2 separate regions of the Mus musculus genome follow, and region 1 is linked to region 2. Evidence: chromatin loops called from intact Hi-C (ENCODE). Cell type or tissue: heart. All regions are shown on one strand. Each heading gives the region's core, and the rest is flanking DNA. Links, peaks and the distances in the headings are about the cores only.

Region 1 (10,001 bases), core at 1,363-9,362, 49 kb after region 2:
AAACGTATTAAAAAATCATAAGAGGATTTACTGCCTTTAAGAAAATATATATCATCTCTCCTTTGCATCAGTGACCACCATAAAGCCGAAGAGCTGGCTCTTGGCTTTAGTAGCTGGGATTCCAGGGATTCGGACAGATATGACACTGCTAATTAAGCTTACACAGTGCCAGGGATCTAATGACGCCAATCTTTGGGTTATATATAATCCCATCTCCCCACGGACGTCGCAGATCACTGCTGATCAAGTGGCTCATTAACAGAAACGGCTTGAGATATCTATACATCACAGAAAGTCCTTGACAGTGATAAGCCATTAATACCCAGTAAATAGGTCATTAATGGCAAATTCAAATGGCAGCTTCCTCTTGAAAGCATTAGAAGCTCTCTGTCAATGCTTAAGAATATTAATGTGTTCTCCTACATGCTTGCTACATTCCATAATTAAACCCAAATGCTAATGAACCCCTTATGTTTTTAGACTAATATGAAATATGCTCCATTTTTTGTGGCTGTATGACAAATCACTTCAGAATTTAGTGGATTAAAAGATTAAGCATTAATAATATCCCACTATCCATAGGCTAAGTGTTGGTAGCAGCTTAGCTGGTGCTTTGGAATAAGAGCAATTAGTTGAGCTTATAATCAATATGGCAACTATAACACCATACATCAGAAGACATGAGGCATGTTGTGTCACAATTAGTTCCAAGATGGCTCACCAACATGATTGCTGGCCAGAGACCTCAGTTCTGGGCCACATAGACCTTTCCATGGAAGCTGCCAAATGTGCTGATAGCTTTTTTTCCAAAGTCCAATTTCTGAAAGAAGGAGCAAGGACAAAATAAAAATACTTTTAAATGATACAGTTTTAGAATTGGTCTACAGACATTTCTACCATATGCCATCCACAGAAACACATTGTTAGGTACAATTCACTGGCAAAAGAAAATGAAATGGAATCCACAAAATGAACGGAGGAGTATCCAAGAATTGTGGGTACATTTTAATACCACCTCATATGCAAATATATGCAAATATTTAAACTTAACTATAAGATATGGTGTCTATCATGAGTTGCATTAAAAACAGAAAAGAAAACTGTACGCATGTCATACTATATGAGCTATATCTCTTTTAAAAATAACAGAAATGATAAAGTCATTTGAGAAGACAAAAAGCTGAATCTTTGAGGCTGGCATTTCATCTTGGAAAGCTTATCAAAACTTCACAAAAATGGTTGAAACAAGTGGTATTATTTTAGAGCTGGTTTGTGAGAGATGAACATTAATGTCTTGGCAGAGTTCCATAAAGCAAGTATGCAATGAGCCACGGTAAGAACATTTACATGGTGAAACAAGTGACACCACTGACCTCCCATGCACTCAGTTAGCCATAATGATTTTGGCCATAATTTTGATCATACTGTTTTTTTGTTTTTGTTTTTAATTTGTGTTTTAAATTTTGCTAGTACTTTTCTTCCCCTAGTGGTCTAAAAACTGGTTTATGGAAAGGCCAGACTTAAACCTCATGTTGAAAGATAATGCTGCATCTATTTCAGTCTGGATGTTGGTCTTAAAAGGTGTAACTTAACTGTTACAGTGTCCAAACCATTTCATATATCTCTAGCATAATTTTCCAGATTGACCAACTGCCTAGCTAGTCATTGATGGTTAGTAAATAACTGTATTACATCCAAGGATTTAGAAAAGATGAGTGAAATTTTAAAAGAGTAAAATCAAAGTACAGTTTAATAAGTAGAAAAACTGAGGAAAGATAATTAAAAATAGTGGGGGTTTGCATTTTGATAAAGAAGAAATTGCTACACATTAAGTTCATGAGGTATCTCTACATTATCCAAACACAATGTGAGAATACTCTTTCAAAACACGAAATGTCTCATTTCTCTAACTTAGCATTTATTCCTCAAATGTAATATTATCTCTACTCTCAGATAAACAGCCTTGAGCAACCATTCCTAATTTATACATCATTACCCTGTTTTTATATTTAAACACTCAGCTCTCTCTCTCTCTCTCTCTCTCTCTCTCTCTCTCTCTCTGTGTGTGTCTCTCTCTCTCTGTCTGTCTCTGTCTGTCTCTGTCTGTCGCTGTCTGTCTCTGTCTGTCTCTCTGTCTGTCTCTCTCTCTGTCTATCTCTCTGTCTGTCTCTCTCTCTCTGTCTCTCTCTCTGTCTCTCTCTCTGTCTCTCTCTCTGTCTCTCTCTGTCTCTGTCTGTCTGTCTGTCTCTCTCTCTCTCTCTCTCTCTCTCTCTCTCTCTCTCACACACACACACACACACACACAGAGTGTAGACAACCAACAACCACAAATAAATGCATCCATCTTCCAAAATGGATGCTATGGATTCTTGCACCATGTGGAGGTCAGAAGAGCTGATGAAATAAAATTTCCCAGAGCAACCACTTTTCAACGACAACCCTAACATCTTCCAAATGATCACAATCACAGATAAGAAGAAGACACTGTGCCAGAGACTACAGACATGTGCATTAAGACTCATGCATCTGAAATCTTACCACAATGTTAGGGATAAAAACGTGACAGCTAGGTTACCATGGAGACAGAAGCAAAGACACCAGCTACTAACTCTGAATACCAATTAACAGCTAGCACTTCTTTATGTTACCAAAATTGGTTTCCAGGGCAACCCAAAGGATGGGCTTATGTTGTCAAATTAATTACACACCAAATCCAAAAATGTCAGAGTCAGTCCTCAGAATGTTATGGGACTTAAAGAAATTATTTATGAAATTCATGCACCCTTCAGGGTGGTATTTATACTTTGCGATTTCTCCTTATTTCCTCTACCCCCTTTTCTTTCTCTTAAAATTTACCTTAGGCAGAGAAAAAGATATGGTTCTTAATATTTTCATTTGTTTTCTAAACAGGAGAAACAAAACCATAATTCAAGTTCTTCATTCAGGTAATAGAAAAACTTAATAGTTTCTTTGTAAATCCTTTATCTATCATGTTATCTTAACATATTAGAGATATAGATATCTATCTGAAACACACACACACACAGAGTGAGTAGTTGGCCCCTGGGTAATTATAATATATCAAAAAACTGTTAATGATGTGTCACATGCTTCAGGATATTTGATGAAGTTCTCAGGTTCTGATTCTCCAGGTACAAAGCATGTCTTTCTAAGTGTCAGGTATTAAACTGACAGGTTGCTGTTTGCAAGAGTCACTGTGAAGCCATGCTGGCTGCTTTAGTATCTGCAATCGAGGTACAATAAAGTCCAGCCCTTAAGTATGAACCTATATCATCTAAAGACAGTGACCGCTACTCAGCAGCTTATTAGTAAGCTTGCTCAGTCTCTCGCTCTCTGTTCTTATTTTGTTGAGGGGTTTTGCTAAACATTTGACGACTCCTTGCCACCTCTCTACAGTTACTCTGCTCTCCTATGCCAACTTATTTGCCAACAGCTTATCAATACCAGTCAGAACCATCCCGATAAAATATAAGCCAGTTTTGAGAATTGTAGTCAAATTAAGTAAGATATTCCATCAAGGAGGTTCAGCACACGTGCACACATGTTATCTGCATTCATTCATGAAACAGATTCCTTGAGTTCCTACTACATGCCTGGTAGTAGGGATTTAGCAATGAATAGACAGAGAAACACCCTTCACCTTTGTGGAGGTCCCCTAAAAGTATTGGTTATGGTAAATGCTAAGAGACCTGAATCAGCAGAAAGCTGAAAAGAGAGAAGTGACTGGGATGATAAGACATTTACAGGATGGAAAGACCTCATTGCAACAGTTACTTTGGACTAGAGATACAACAAGAAAGAGTGAATTATGAGAGCATAGGAGAAAGATCCCAGCTAGAGATTCCTCAAAGACAAAAGCCATTCTCAAGAGCAGAGACCAGACTCTGTGAGAAGGAAGAGCCCGTTGAGTTAGTAGTAGATAATCCTAAGACTCAAATCACCTGTGGCTTTGTGAATCAGAGCAAAATCTCCAACTCTCACGGATAGAGTAGGGAGCTAATAAACAAATCAGACACCATTTTTATGTTTCATTAGAATCCTTCCGGCTGCTGATAAAAAGTTAAGAGGCTGTTGCCATTGCCCATGGCAGACAGGCTGCCTGTGTGTAGCAAGGGAGCAAGGTGGAGGTGGACGTGACCAGAGGCATATGATCAGAAGAACTTCTGAGAACTATCTGCTTTACAGTGTTCTCACTTGAAGCTGGACTAATCCTGGGTTTTAATAAACTTGTGACCATTTGTGATTATCCAGTTCATAAAATCAAGCCATGTTTTCTTTTTGTTAGTGATTTACAGCATTCTGATTTGTAATAAATCATTCCCTGCTCTTATACCATTTCACCCACAATGCTATAAAAATTAAATGGGTAACATGAAAGCTATATAAATATTTGATTGAAAGTTATAAATCAAAATCACCTTCTAATGGAGACTTGTCTTGGCTATATTAATTGCTTGAAAATTACAAAGTGGTAATATTTGAATTAAGAGTGAAGAAAGTCAATGAGCGCAATGTGTTGCTTTTGACTAATCCTTTAATAAAACACAACATGTTTAGGCTATTGTCCCTTCAAATAAATTTCTAAATATGCATATAATTGTAAAGGTACTATGGAGTATTTTCTTAGTTTTCAAAGAATTGCTTTCATTTTACTGCCTCTCCCCATGAGAAATAACAAGAATGTTCTCTGCTCTTTCTGTGAAGAGAAAATTAAGGCATTTTCTAATGCAGTCGCCATGGGCTTTCAACTGAGAGCCCTTGGCCAGTTCCTGAAGCTTAAATAAATCCTTCTTGAGTCTGAGAACCCATCATATTTCACTTATACACTAATTTGTAAATTGTAGAAAGAAATAGGACAAATCTGGCTCATGATTAAAAGGTTTTCCTTATTAAGAATAAATGAACAACATGACTTTTGATCATAGAAATACTAGTTGCGATTAATTGAGGCATTGAATTTATTTGTGCCAGATAGTGTGTTTTAAGTCTAAAAACAATATATGATAGATATAAGCCTCTCATGATACTATTAGCATCATCCACATTATAAAGATAGAGAATTGGACAGAGACTCAAAAATATACTGGAGGCGACTCTGTTTGTAGGCTAAGTCAGTTGCTATGGCCTGGATTCAGAGTCTATCCTCTCGCAATCATGTTCCACTGCCTGTCAGCATACAAACCAGGGAATTTTATTGACCACACTTTTTTTTCTCAGACTTCTCCCTTCCACTCCTGATGGTCCCTCCCTTTTACAGCTAAAGGTAGAAATGACTTGTCAGTCCAAAAGCTCAAGCCTTTGCCTAGACTTACCATGGATTGCTAAGAAGTTACAATTAATAGAAAAGATTAGGAAATGGGTTGTAACAGGTAAGAACAAGTCAAAGAGATCAGAACGATACTCATCTCTGCAGGTCAAAGGCTGCGTCTTCCTGTTAATACTTTAGGAAACTCAAAATTACCACAGTGATGCATGGGTTCTGTCTTATCCCCAACAACAGGGAGCGCTGTAATTTGAAAGGGCTGCCCCCTGCACCAAAGCTGATTAGAAGACTAGGAATGAAGAATGAGAAAATTCTTAAAGAGAGAGAGTGTGGTCTAAAAGTCCTGCTTGTCTGGTAGGTTTGTGGCTCAACAAACCAAAACAAAACAAAACAAAACAAAACAAAACAAAAAGATGACAATTCAAGTTCTCAAAGTGAAAGAATTCATACTTCTTACAAATCTGAGTTGAGGCCTCAGACCCATGAAGTAGATACTAAAGACAAATGTCTATTCATATTAAAAGGACAATCACCATTCCAACTACCTGTGATTAAGAGTCCTGATGGTCTTGTCTGATATCAGTGGGAGGGGATGGCCTTGGTCCTGTGGAGGGGGATGCTGGAGCAGTTTGGCAGGGGTGGGTGGATAGATGGGGGAGCACCTTCATAGAGGCAAAGGGGAGGGGGGAGAGGATGGATGGGATGGGATGGGACGGTTGTGGAGGGGTAACCAGGAAGGAGGGTATCATTTAAGAAATAGTGAATGGAATGATTAATGAAAATAATAATGATTAATGAAAGTAATGATTAATAAAATAAATAATATATAGTGAATATTAATAACTTGAATAGCTATATTATATATACATAAATATATATATTCATATACATATTTCACACATAAGAAAAAAGAATTCTGAAATTATTCTCTCCCAGACTGCAGATAGAATGTCACTATTCTTTTAGGAATATTTGAATTCATCACTATCATAATTGGAATTTAGAATAGGCACATGATACAGACGTTTCTATTGTCGTTAAAAAAAGGATTGTATTTCCATAGAAAAGCTGGGTAGATGGATATAGTTTTAGGCCCATGCTCTGTTGTGAAAATAAGATGCAGTGTGATAGACAAAGTCTCTAAAGTACTTCATGACCACAAATGAGCAGGTTAGAGAGCTCTGTCACCAGAGCACTGGACGTCAAAAACAAAACACTGAGTGAAAACGTATTCTTTCCACTGTTCCTATACATGCTCCTCTCCTCTCCTAACTCTTTCCTTACTCCCACCTCCTACCATTCAAGCTGGAAAGGACTTTCATGGGAAGGCTCAAGAGACACAGCAATGCTTGTGTACATTGTTTTAAAAATAAACTGGTAGTTACTACCCAAACCAGTAAGAAAGATCCCCTATCAAAAGAATAAAATCATTGATAAATTCTTCTTTTAGTCTCTGTCTCTCTCTATCTCTCTGTCTCTGTCTGTGTGTATGTGTGTATATGTGGAGAGAGAAAGAGAGAGACAGAGGCAGAGACAGACAGAGACAGAGACAGAGACAGAGACAGAGACAGAGGCAGAGGCAGAGGCAGAGGCAGACGCAGACACAGACACAGACACAGACACAGACACAGACACAGACACAGACACAGACACAGACAGACACAGACACAGACACAGACACAGACACAGACACAGACACAGACACAGAGACAGACAGGCACAGACACAGACACAGAGACAGACAGACACAGACGCAGACACAGACACAGAGACAGACAGACACAGACACAGACACAGAGACAGACAGACACAGACGCAGACGCAGACGCAGACGCAGACACAGACACAGACAGACACAGACACAGACACAGACACAGACACAGACACAGACACAGAGACAGACTGGACAAGAGAGAGCATCAAATTCCCTAGAATTGGAGTTGCAGGTGCTTATGAGCTGCCACGTGGTTGCTGGCAGCTGAACTTGGGTCCTTTCTAAAGACAGCAAATGCTCTGAAGCACCTTAGCCAGCTCTCCAGTTCCTAGGTTCTCACGGTGTTAAAGGAATCAGCTGACAGCAAGCTTGCTAAGTACTCCATATGTCTTTGATGTGGCCTGTTGGAGCAGAGAGTTCAAGTTCACAGCAGATTTTATTAGGTTAATTCTATTATATTCACTGTTAACCTCTCAACTATGAAGATCATATTAAGTGTTATCCAGTCATTAACGGTTCCAATAGAGCTTAGCATCTTCCTGTGAATTTTCCATAGGGAACATTAGTTGTAATTGTGTGGCAGTACCAATAAACAGGAAGCCTGCTTGACAGAGTGATGATGGAGAAACCTGAAAGGATATGGCTTCACTCTAATGCAGGGGTATACTTCACCTCTTGACTTGCCGGTTGGTAACGTAGCCCAGGGCAAAGATTTCCTAGGAAGACATTCTAATCGCTAACGTCCATATTGCTGCTTGGTAGAATGTGAGATCTTGCAGATTACTAAATACTTGAGCTTTGGTGACTCCATCAAGTAAAGTAGGTATAAAAATCACATATATCTTTTAGGTTTGCCAAAGAATTAAATAAGTCAATATGTGTTGTGTACTTAGAACAGAAACTAGTGCATAACAAATGTCACTGTAGGAATTGTTCATGGAAAAAGGAGATAACATGGTCTAGACTCTCCATTTAAAACCTGTGTTAAAAATAATCACCCTCGTACATACTTGACTATCTGTGTGCATGATATATATACATACATATGCCAGTCATTACTATTTTTCTGGACTGTTAAAAACAGTTAAATTATTTTAAGTCATCTAATATGGAAACAACATACCTAATAAAAATAGTTCCTTCTTAAAACTTAGGAAAGAAAAAAAATTCCTCCATTCAATTATTTTATTTTAAATAATATCCTTGCTTTAGTACTTTCAACTGCTCCTATGTATCAAGGTCTCAAATATTAACACAGACTATAAAGTTATTTTAATGCAGTCCAGGGGTTATATTGAATTAGTTTCACAGTAATTAATTTGATATTCTTGGTATTCAAGACGAAATCTAACAGTGTGGTTAACCGGTAGGAAGCTATTTTAAACATAGATCCACTAAAGACCAGACTGAATTAAAGCTAATGTAGGGTCTGATCAAGCTAATTTAAACAATCACATGTATCTATCCCACACCCAAAAGTTATATCTCTTACCCTTTCCTCCCCTAATACAGGAACGCCCAAATCTTTACTTATATTGGTGCTTGGGAATGTGTTAATCTGTGTTTCTGTGAAGAAGCTGGCACTTCTAAGACCTGCTGGGGTAAACATTCGCCTCTCCCCTCCTGGATGCTTTGCTTGCACACAAACCACTTTGCAAACATAGCTCACAATTGTCAATATGCAGCAGAGGGAAATGAGTTTCTGTGGAGAAAGCAGGACTGTTTGCTTATTCCCACAGATCCGCCAATTCTGTGCCCTCCACTTGCTGGCACGCAGTGACAGCTGGTCATTCCAGCACGGACAAAAACATTTCCCCCTGGCATGTTCTCTCCGCTGGCCTACGTTGGATAGCAGCCAAGTTCATTTATAGCCATCACAAGGGCAGAATTTAAGATGATTCAAGGGCTCTCGAGCGTTTGCTTTTCTAAGGTGGCACGGCATGCTACCGGATCTTGGTTGGCTGTCAGAGTGAAACCTACGACATATCTACAAGCTGAGCAAACTTTCATAATTATAAAACACACACCCTTGCCATCCAGGAGTCTTAACAAAACAACTCAGAAACAATGTACACTTTCTCCATTTCCTTCTGTATAAACTTCCCCAGAGTACTTGTAGGTTTCTTGATAGCAGAAGGTGGTTAAATAAAGGCTGAAAACAAACCATTAGACTTGCCAGGCTGGATTTCTGACTGCCTTCCAAGTTCCAGCCCAGCCTCTTCTTTCAGATCCGCCCTTTTAAATCCTAAGTTATTAAAGCAGTTGGTAAACACTAGTAACAGAGCCACTTAAGGATCTTCCTGGGTGGTGGACGAGTGCAGAAGTGGGAAAGTGTGTCTCTAGATCTTCCCTTTGTAGATCTTGGAGGAACCAGCCATGTTCTGTTCTGTAAACCTTTTCACCAACTGGGAACACAGCTCAACCACCTGTCAGGGCTTCATTGTCAGCTTCAGAATCTATTTAAAATAATTCCTCTGGACATGACATTCTCTTGGCCATGGAATAATGGTGACTCTATTTCTTTAAAGCCAAGTGGGGAAGGTCTTACCAGTGTCTGCTCCATTCCCTGAATGCTTCCTTTCTGTTGCTTTCCTTCCAGGTTCTTTTGGTCATGTCTGCTTTGGCTGGACATCTGGTGCATTCGACCACCAGCCATCAGCTTTGTACACCACCTGCTGCGGTTGCTTCTGACACTGTGAAGCCCATCTCAATGATAAATGAGGCAGAGCAAGCTGAAGATCTCAGTGGGCAAAATCCAATCTGTGTTGAAACACAGAGACTTGTTCTTCTACATTCCCTGTTATACGTCAGCATGGGGTACCCATGGCTTTTTAAAATATCTTTTATTTTATTTTCAAAAAATTAGACTCTATGAGACGGAAAAGAGGAAGGGGGTTTTGGAAGCACTAAGTAAGACAGCCAACAAGAAATCTCATTTTTATTTTCTTTGTAAAGAATGACCAGTGACACATCTTCCCACACAGGGCTGTCCTCTTTGCCTGG
Region 2 (10,001 bases), core at 1,028-9,027:
ATCATTGGGAGCTGTAAACTGTTTACTGTTTACTGTCAGCTGTAAACTGACACACATAAGTGTGCTAAATTCTAAAGAAAACTAATTTAGATAAATAGACAAGATTTTTTTCTTAAATGTATCAAAATAAAGACAAAGTGAGTGGCTGAGTTTTCTCCCTCAAATCAGTTCCTCTGTTTGCCATGAACATTACTTATAATATTGTAGTAGGTTTTCTTAAAAAATAATAGTTGGCTGTAGTACCCTAGGCAAATTCAGACAATGCATAGAAAGATTTCATAGGGTGATAAAATAATTAGATCTACAGTATCTTCTAAATCCCAGAGTCAGGAGTGTCCTTAGGAGTTTTGAGTCCCCTTTTCCAGCTGAATGAGTCTGCAGGTTGAATTCTGCTCAGTAGTCCTTCTACTCTTTATACGTGACCAAGAAGGGGCCAGATAGAAATGAATGAATAAGAAGGAAGAGAAGGAAGAAGAGAAAGAGGAGGAGGAAGAGGAGGAGAAGGAGGAGGAAGAGGAGGAGAAGGAGGAGGTGGAGGAGAAAAAGAAGGAGAAGGAAGAAGGAAGAAGAAGGAGGAGGAGGAGGAAGAGGAAGAAGAAGGAGGAGGAGGAGGAGGAAGAGGAAGAAGGAGGAGGAGGAGGAGGAGGAGGAGGAGGAGGAGGAGGAGGAGGAGGAGGAGGAGGAAGGAAGCCTGGAGTTTGAGAGCTTTTACACTGACAATGTCACATAACATCTCTAAAATTTTAAAATAAATTCCCCCTATTTTAGGCCATTTCATAACTGAGCAATGTCATGTCTGTGATTAAGGAACATGACAGGAATATTTTAGGAGTCAGTGCTCCATACCTGCAGCCAGGTGCCTAGATACACACAGGAGCTAATTGTACTTTCTGAAATAGAATTGCTTTCTTTCTTTAGAGTGCCAAATGACATGGCTCCACCTCCTGCAAATGTCTCTCCAATTTCCGAGCCTTCTCTGGCATATGAAGAAGCCCAAGCAGAAGTTCTCAGATTTAAGAATGTCCAAATTCCAAAAGCAAGTGCAATCCTTATGCATTATCTAAAGAGGAAAGAGCTTTAAATTAGTGTTGCAAATGCATACCAAGATTTAATGGCTAAATTACAAATGAGTTCTGACCAAAGGAACTATTCCAAATGCCTGCTTATCCCACAGGTATATTTTCCTCCTTCTGGAACTCTGACCATCTGAGGACCTACACTGGGTGCCTAGTCACCTCACAGGTATTTTCCTTTGCCCTTGGAACTCAAGAACCTACCATTTGACTCACACCTGGGTACATACCCAAAGGATTCTGTATCCTACTCCAAAGATACTTGATCAGACTTGTTCACTGCTGCTGTGTTCACTATTAATAGGAGATGAAATCACCCTGTATGTTCATCAACTAATAAAAGGACAATAAAAGTAGTAGAGAGAAAAATGCCACATGTACTTTCTGACACGTGGATTCTACCTTCAAAGTATTACATTTGTATGTTTAGCTTGAATATCTGTACTTCTGCAGTTATTACATTCCAGAGAGGGAAATTATACAAAGATAATTTAGATGGAGGATGCCCTAGGAGGAGAGCTGGTTTAACATGGGTGATATGAAAGTAAAGGGGTATTTTACTTTTACTTTCATAGAAGGTAGAAAGCTAATGCTAGCATTTAGGTGGGAGTGGAGAAGAGGAGGAGAGAGGGAGAAATAACTAAACCTAAGGATATGTGAGTAACAACACATAGAAACTTACTACTTTGTAAATCAAGAAAATATATGTGAGTTTGAGAAGACAGATTTAGGAAAGAGATGTTCTACAATCTGCACAGTGCTGTTCCCAAAAGCTAAAGGTTTCAAGGGGAAAACAAAACCAAAAATAAACAAACATAAAAACCAGATGTAAGACACCTTCCTACAGTTGTTGGTTGAAAAGCCTCAGCGACCCCAAAGCAATAGAGGTATTCGTCTCTCTTCTTGCTTTCTCACTAGAAACAATTGGTAAGATTCTATTGCTAAAGAATCCAAACATGTTGATTGCATGGTATAGAGAAATGAAGTTGGCAGCATCTTTTCTACTGGCTAACTTTCATAATTTTAGAAGGTTTGATATAGCCTGCTGGGGAGTGAGAGGCATCAATTGTTTTACTTAGTTGTAAACCTTATAAGGTATAATGCCAGCCTTCAAGGCAACACCGGCCCATAGGAGGATCAGTGGTATGGCAGTTATAGGGTTAACCAATCACTCTTTGATTGAATTTGAGGTTCAATTCACTGGAAGGAATAAATGTTAACTACTGAAAAATTGTTCAACTCCATGGTTGAAGGTTTCAGGCTTTAAGCAAGAACTTCATACTGTTCTTTCACTAAATTGTCACGACACCAATCTGCCTCCTAAATAATTACTTCTCTATCCATAGATATATGCTTTTCCCAGCCTTACATGGAGTAGCCTCTCTTTATAATGAATGGTAGAGCATGAGGAGACACATGGGTGTCTAAAGTGCTGAGAATAAATTTATTCTCAGGACTAAATGGGGAATTTATTCCATCCTTAGACTGTCTCATGGACATCATGAGAAAATAAGTAGAAAAAAATGTCAAAGGTAGAAAATATGGAGAAAGGCTTGGAACACTGTCTGTTAGGTTCGGCATAGCCAGTGCAGTCATGACATAACAATAGCTATGATCACCTGCAATGGATCTTATCAAAAAGTCATTTATAGATAGGGAAGGGACCTACGTGGCATTACCGTTACCTACTAAACCATTGCCTACTAATCGATTCTAGGGGAGAGACGCTTACTGTATTCAGTTGTGTACCACTGAAAAGCCCAGTGGGCTCCGAGAGGTACTTCCAAACCCATGGTCACCCAGACAGTCTTGCTTAAATTCAATGAGTCTCAGCAAACAGGAGATCGACAGCAAAAATGAAGTATGGGAGTGTGGAAAGGAGACTTACAGGGAAGGGAAGACAGTAGTGTTGGGAAGGAGATCAAAAGGGGATTCCAGTAATCGGGGTGAACATTGTATGTGCATGAAATTGTCACAAAGACACTCAATAGATGCTAATTTTAAACAAATAAGTAATGAGCTTAGATATTCTGTATTTTTCATTCTTTATCCATCATTCACTTGCCAGTGAAATCCAATAACAAATCAATTTAGCCAACTTGTCAGATGGTATCTCTTGAAGTAGATTGAACTATAGTCTTGAGGTCTTCAAGGTGTTAACTTTGAGTGTTCATTGTGTGAGCGTGTGTGTGTTACAGTCCACAGAGAAACATGGAATAACTATAAGAAAAAGAATATGCTTTGATGTGACTATACTAACAGCAATGCAAACATGGCAGGCTATATATAGACCTGAGTGGCTTTGTTTCTTTTTAATTTGAAATGCCAGCAGTCTTCCCATAAGAAACCCAGTATTTAAATGATTGTACAGACACCGCAAATGTCTTCTTTGCATGCGGAGAGACAGCAATTTATAGGAATCTTTAAAAACAATGTTTGCAGTTGGGTCTGGTGGGGTGGTAATGCCTGTTATCCTTGCACTTGGGAGGTAGACACAGGAGGATCAAAAGTTTAAGGCCAGCTGTGACTCCAGAGTCAGTTCAATTGCAGTCTAAACCCCATGAGATTCTGACTCTAAACAAACAAAAAACACATTATTTTGAGTTCTATCATATCCTCCACCATTTTTTATGTTCTCAAAGCAAGAAGTTCAGTGATATCCATAACGAAGACAGTATAAACGGAATTTGCCAAGATTTGTACACTTAGGACATTGCAATACTGATTTAGGGGATCTAACTTCAAATAAATTTAAAAGCAATGCAGAATGACTGTGCCTACAAAGGCAGGAGAGAAACAGTCAGAGAAACAGAGGCAAGTGATTCTGTGGTCATGGTCTAGTCTTTGTTCTGAATATGGGATCCGAACACTTAAATTATATTTTATTTTGAAATAATTAATGGCAGTTGTTTAAGTAATTCACAGCCTGCAAAGTCCATACACATTCCACCCAGGAAAGAGGCTCCAGAAAAATGTGAACATATTTTAAGTGTAATTTGCTTATTTGGCCGGCAGAATCTTTGACCAGTCTTCCCCAGTTCACAAGGAGCCCTTCCTCAAAGCTGGTGAGTTGCCATAAATCACAGGGTCCTAGAGAAAAACAGCACAATGGTTTGTTCTCTTTCTGTGTTTCTACATCCTACAAATTTTGTAGAAATAGAGTCACAGGAAATCGGTGCCCAGAATTGGCAGGGGTTATATGTAAATTGCAGTGGGTCACTTAGTGTAAAAAAGAAAGGCTGTTGTTGAGTGTGACTGTAAAGGCCTCTCCCACCCTTTAGCTGATTCAGTACAATATCTGCTGTGGAGGGCTGTTCCTGGAAAGGCCTTTCTTCTCTTGACCCTCTTCCAACTCTCAAGCAATAGACAGGTTTTATTCACCTACTCTATATGTCTTTATAATATAGTCCTCATATTGAATAACAACTGGTCAGCACCCCATTTTGTCAATCTCTGCTAAGATGGGTGGGATTAATCCTTCTGTGTGTGGAGGAAGTAGGAGGGAGGCATATTCAGAGAATGCTTTCTTTACTTTGCAACCCTTTTTAGTAGGGAAGCATTTACAAAGCATTAATCCCATTCCAGATACCACCTTGCTTTTTCCGATGGGCATCCTGCGACCAAGATGATATCACTTTCAAAGTCAGTCCTATCCTATTAGGAGCAACCTCCACTCCTGAAGTCACAGGCCTCAAGAACAATGACCAAGGTCACCCTCACACAGCCTCCTGCTTTGTTTCATAAGAGATAGCCCTTGAATGCTGAGAAACCTAGCTTCCAGGAACTGCAGGCCTCAGCCAGCCACTGTCTTTCACGTAGTCCCTTGGAGAACAATTGTGTGAAGCACAGTGACCTCAGAAACCCACTGCCTTGCGGGCTATTTATGAAAACAGTGTTCTCAAAGAACAGTTCAGGATGAGGAAGCCCTATCAGAGCCTGATTTAGCTCCCACTCTGCCTGTGCGAGCACCCTATGAGAAAACAAGGGTAAATATAGCAAACGCAAGTTCAAAGGTAGAAGTCCAGTTGCACGCTGTGCTTTCTGGGAGTGAAAATGAGATCTCTGGAGATACACTAGCCCAGCAAGTAGAACTCTGGTGAATTTTGCTGAGCTTGATTTATCAACCTGTCTTTAAAAAAAATTTTTTTTTTTTTTTTGCATTGGTTTGTTCTTTTATTGATGGCAGGAATGAGGAAAACGAATTTCTACTATATATTAGAAAGTATTTTATAATAAATATGAGAAAGGCTGCTGCTGTTGGTTTTTAAAATATGATGCACCACCATTATATACAGAGCTGTCTGGACGCATGTCCTAACAGCTCAGCCTCCTTAGCCTAGTGGTTTTCATCCTTGCTAAAATGCTGTGACCCTTTAATACATTTCCTCATGTTGTGGTGACTCACAACCATAAAATGATTTTGTCCCTACCTCATAACTTAATTTTGCTAATGTTACGAGTTGTTATGTAAATATGCAGGATACCTGATATGTGGGCAACCCACAGGTTGAGAAACAAATTAGGCTAATGCAGATTATCATATGCAGGAATTTCGCCTTCCTCTGCAGGCTTCAGTGTGATTTGCCTGGCGTGATCTGTCCATGCTAGCAATATCAACAAGGGACACCCCTTAGAGCTGCCAGTCACCTGGCGCAGAGAGAAGTGGACTTCTCCATCAGCTACTTCTGGAATGGGACAAGATCATCACCATTTACCAGAGTATTGCCTTTTGGGTGGTTTATGGTTTCTTCTTTTTTTTTTTCCCCTTCCTTCATATATTTCTTTCTGGAAATGGCTACTAATTATTTTAAGGCTTTGAGTTCTTTTACAAAGTGTCACCTACTTATGTCGAGGCAGATGGTAATTTAGTCATCGTGTCAAGAAACACACGCAGTATCGGCTGCCACTGGCCTTTCGGTGAACAGTACTTATCGACAGTTTATGGCAAACATCGAAGATATAAAGAAAGCAGGGATGTAACACGTGTCGACCTTCCCGGGAAGGAGCATAGCAATGCAAGAAAGTCATGATAGTGAATAATTTGAAATAATTCTTTTTGAGTTTTCCATCAATAAGCAATAATTCTCCCTAACTAGCTCTTGGTATAAGAGCTCAAATACAGTTTTAAATTGCCTTGTAAACACACACACACACTCACAGACACATGCATGTAACTGAAATATGAGTCTTACACTCACTACTCAAAAGGCCTTTGCCAAGACAGTTCCTGTAATCTTGGGGTAATTCTGCAAAATACCCTGAAGTGATTTTTTTCTCTATTAAAATAAAACAAGTTCATTCTCCATTCATCTCCTCAGCAGAGGACTGGGATCCGTGTGTGATCTCTCTTCTACTTACAAATATGTAGAGTATACTCAGCGCCAGGTAGGAGGTCAGTTCTTTACCTCTGATTAACCATAGGCTGGTGACATATTGCCTTCAAAATCATAGCCTATAATGAAAATAAATGAGCTCATGGCCCGCCCCTCTCCTCAGCGGGTTTTTTTCTAACAGACTTGGAGAACCCTCTCAGGACAATGAAACCACGGTGAAACAATCACATTCCCAGTAACACAATGACTCCTGAAGCACAAAGCTTTGTAAGTAATTTGAAGGAAATGATATCACTTCTGGATTGAATAAGGAGCCTTAGTATTTCATTGAGCCCATCCATATGCTTCCTACCACCATGGAACCGACCCTCTCAGAAAGTCATGTCCAGAGCAGAGCCAGGATGTATTTAAAGCTAGGAGAAAAATAAGTCAGATGTTTTTTATTATTCTGCATATTTGTCCTGATGGTTTTTAAAAATAATCTATGGAAAGCACTCACTGATAATTCTGTGTACTTGTGACTTTAAGGAATTGGGGAAAAAATGTGAAATTTTTAAAAAGTCAAGGAGAGAACTCAGAACTGTGAAACTGAAAACAATAAAGAGTGCTTTCACGCAATTATTTTTCACCTCAGGGAATGTATTTCAAGTCATCTCAGGATTTTTGAGTGATGAGTTGATGGACGTGTCTGAACTTCACAAAGGAACATCAATTCAAGTAAAAATTGCATTGGGGGGAGGGTGGAAAGAACTTTAAAAGACATAGAAATAGATGCTCAAAGAACTGTGTGCTTCTGGGGGGAAAGAGAGGGCAAATTCTCTAATGAAAACTGAGGCTGGATGTGAAAGCCAGGGCAAAGGAAAAAAACAAATAGAGGTTAGCAGATGCCCATGCGTGGAAAGTCTATGTCTGCAGCCTGAAACACAAAAGGTCATTTCCTACACTCTGATTGACAGAAAGACCATTCCTGTGTGCATCAGCCTCATTAAGTAATTAGGATTTTGATTCCACATCTCAACTCACTCCTGCAAAGAATAAATTGTCAACTTCACCTGTCTACCTCTGTCAAGAGTTTGATTATAGAGCATCCTAATCCAGCAGTTTAATTATAAGCTAGGTCTACACAGCAAGTGTCAATATTGCCTGCATCTGGTGTGTGATTTTTGTACAATTTAGAAACTGTAATACAGCAAAATCATCCACAAAGAACAGGTGAATCTAAAGGCATTTGTGAAATAAAGTATATTTCAAATATATGAGTAGAGTTGTAAACTTTAAATGGTTTAGTTAAGGGCATGCCACACATGAGCATGAGGCCTGAGTTCAGAGACTGAACACATGATACTTACAGTAGTGTGTGATTAAACATATAATAGGTAGAATAGTGTATAACTAGTCCAAGCAGTGGGAATAGAGAAAGCTGGAAGCCTGTAGCTCAATAGGGAGCCAATAGAGCCAACCCAGCATCAAGAGGCCATATCAGAAAAATAAAAAGTACAGAACAATGGAGAAAAACATATAGTGTAAACTTCTGGCCTCTACATGCATAAATATATACAAAACACCCTCTTTGCCATTATATATGTTCTTTTATCTTTTCAGCTGCCCAAACATCTTAAAATGGGGGTAATATTCACTTCATACATTTTGTCTTAAGCTGTATTCATGCTATTTATAGAGATTAAAGGAGAATTATATTTCATTGGGGGAAATTCTTGTTACTGCTTTCAGTATAATGTCATGGGTTTAGTAAATAAATGATAAGTAAATGAGATAAAATATGAATTGTTTTCCTAAGAGCATACTTACTTATCATAACAAAACATTATTTTTCATTTAGAAAGCTCCCTTATATTTCTGTGGTCAATTTTTCTGCTTCACCGTGGTGAGCAATGGACATTGACTTTGGAAGAGCTGAGTTCAGAAATCTTTATATGAACTAGATAGGCTCCCGAGAGGTTAGGGCCACTTAGAAGACTAGTCTCTCAATCAGAAGGCAAGAAAGCAAGACTCATTAGGTTCATTTCTTAAGATAGTTTTGCTAGTTAGTTTTTGTCAACATGACACAAGCTAAACTCCTCTGGGGGTGGTGGGGAGGAAGGACATCAGTCCAGAAAGTGCTTCTTTCAGATTGGCCTGCAGAGGTGTCTGGGAAGGCATTATCTGAACTAATTGAACTAATGATTGATGTGTGTGTGTGGGGGGGGGATCCAGCCCACTGTGTGGTTCTACTGAGGGGCAGGTGGTTGCAGATTATTCAAGAAAGCAGGCTGAACAAACCAGTAAGCAGTGTTCTTTTGTGGTCTCCCATTTAGCTCTTGCTTCCAGATTCTTGTCTGAGTTCCTGCCCTAACTTCCCTTAATGACAGACTGTGACATTGAAGTGTAAGCCAAATTAAACCTTTCCCTTCCCAAATTGCCTTGCGTTCTGGTGTTTATCGCAGCAATGGAAAACAAAGGAGAGCAGAGGGCATGATGTAACCATGAACTTGCCTTCATGCACGTTTTGATGAAGCCTAAAAATCACGTACGTTGTGCTTCCCAGCATGCAATGCTGCCTAGAACTTGAACTTGGTCCTTATCATTTTTCTTCTGTTTATATTTATAAGACGTGTTTCTATTTTTATCAGGAACAAACACCAGGATGCAGGAGGTATAGAAACTGTTCATTGTAGGTTTTCAAGGAATGAACAGTACAACTTTTGAAAGCTACTTTCATTATATTGAAAGCTTTAATTTAAAAGAGAAATTCAAATTTTACCAAACAGAGAAGTACAGTCTATTGTGCGCAAACAATAATCATGTGCAAACAATAAAAGATTATAGTATACGAGTCCTTGTGGATCCAACTCTAGAATTGCCAAGGCAATTAGAAGAAGAGACTGCGATATATGTAGCTACTTCAAGTGTATGTTCCACCTCAACCCACCCCCTTCACAAACAGTGACAGTTGAAGTTGATTTCTAAATTCAGAACAGTTTCCAAGAGGTTCTACATTTAGGAGAAGGAGATTTCCTTTGTCTAGAAATACACCCTTTCCTGTGCGCTCTACTGACATCCAGATGGAACTTTCCCTAAACCCACATAAACAGTCTCAACTCCCTTGCTGTTATCTGCAATTGGAGTTGAGGTCAGTAGCTTTGGAAAGATAGCTGGTAATTTGACAAGTGTGGTGATGTTGTGCAGCGCCAGGCCTAGAGAATTTGTGCTGCCATTCTGTTTCATGATCTTGTACATTCTTTGATAGTTGCACATGTGCAATATAAATGCTATCTGGTTTTTCTCCCTGTTAAGTCGCTGAGATGAGAGGCTTTAAGTTTTAATTCATAGGTCCCATGTGCTTAGTAAGGGTTTGCCATAGGTGAACAACGGACTCATATATTTGAAGGGATGGATAAGTAAATTGGATATGTGTGTATCTGGCTGTATATTATAATGTAGAGTGAAATGAATGATCTGAAACAGATCAAACACATCTGTTTCAGACATTATCAAATAACTTGAACCAGTGGTGTTAGTATAAGAGGGGAAACACATAGATTTAGAGTAAGGTAGACTTGAACTTATCACTCCATTTATCATCCCCCTTTTATCA

The links. Peaks named below come from ENCODE experiments on the same cell type or tissue, not always from the same donor. Only the 100,000 strongest peaks of a DNase experiment are listed, where the experiment ranks them.
Region 1: it touches region 2 in a loop (2.1-fold over the local background); 2 of 42 quality-filtered maps call a loop at or near these places.

What each region holds. Positions count from the first base shown.
Region 1 is chr13:110,642,650-110,652,650 of GRCm38, reverse strand. It overlaps Gm41059 (a long non-coding RNA gene), which reads right to left and starts at 9,780. Exons shown (of 3, transcript XR_873955.2): 1 at 9,547-9,780; 2 at 722-820. Gm33045 (predicted gene, 33045) reads right to left here. Exons shown (of 6, transcript NR_167735.1): 6 at 9,910-10,001. In heart, for the core only: no CTCF peak of the experiment used is centred there; a DNase peak (open chromatin) is centred at 8,850; H3K4me3 peaks cover 360 bases; H3K27ac peaks cover 820 bases.
Region 2 is chr13:110,691,676-110,701,676 of GRCm38, reverse strand. No RefSeq gene overlaps it. Among named protein-coding and RNA genes, the nearest start is that of Gm33172, 13 kb to the right of the region's middle. In heart, for the core only: no CTCF peak of the experiment used is centred there; a DNase peak (open chromatin) is centred at 4,886; H3K27ac peaks cover 1,959 bases.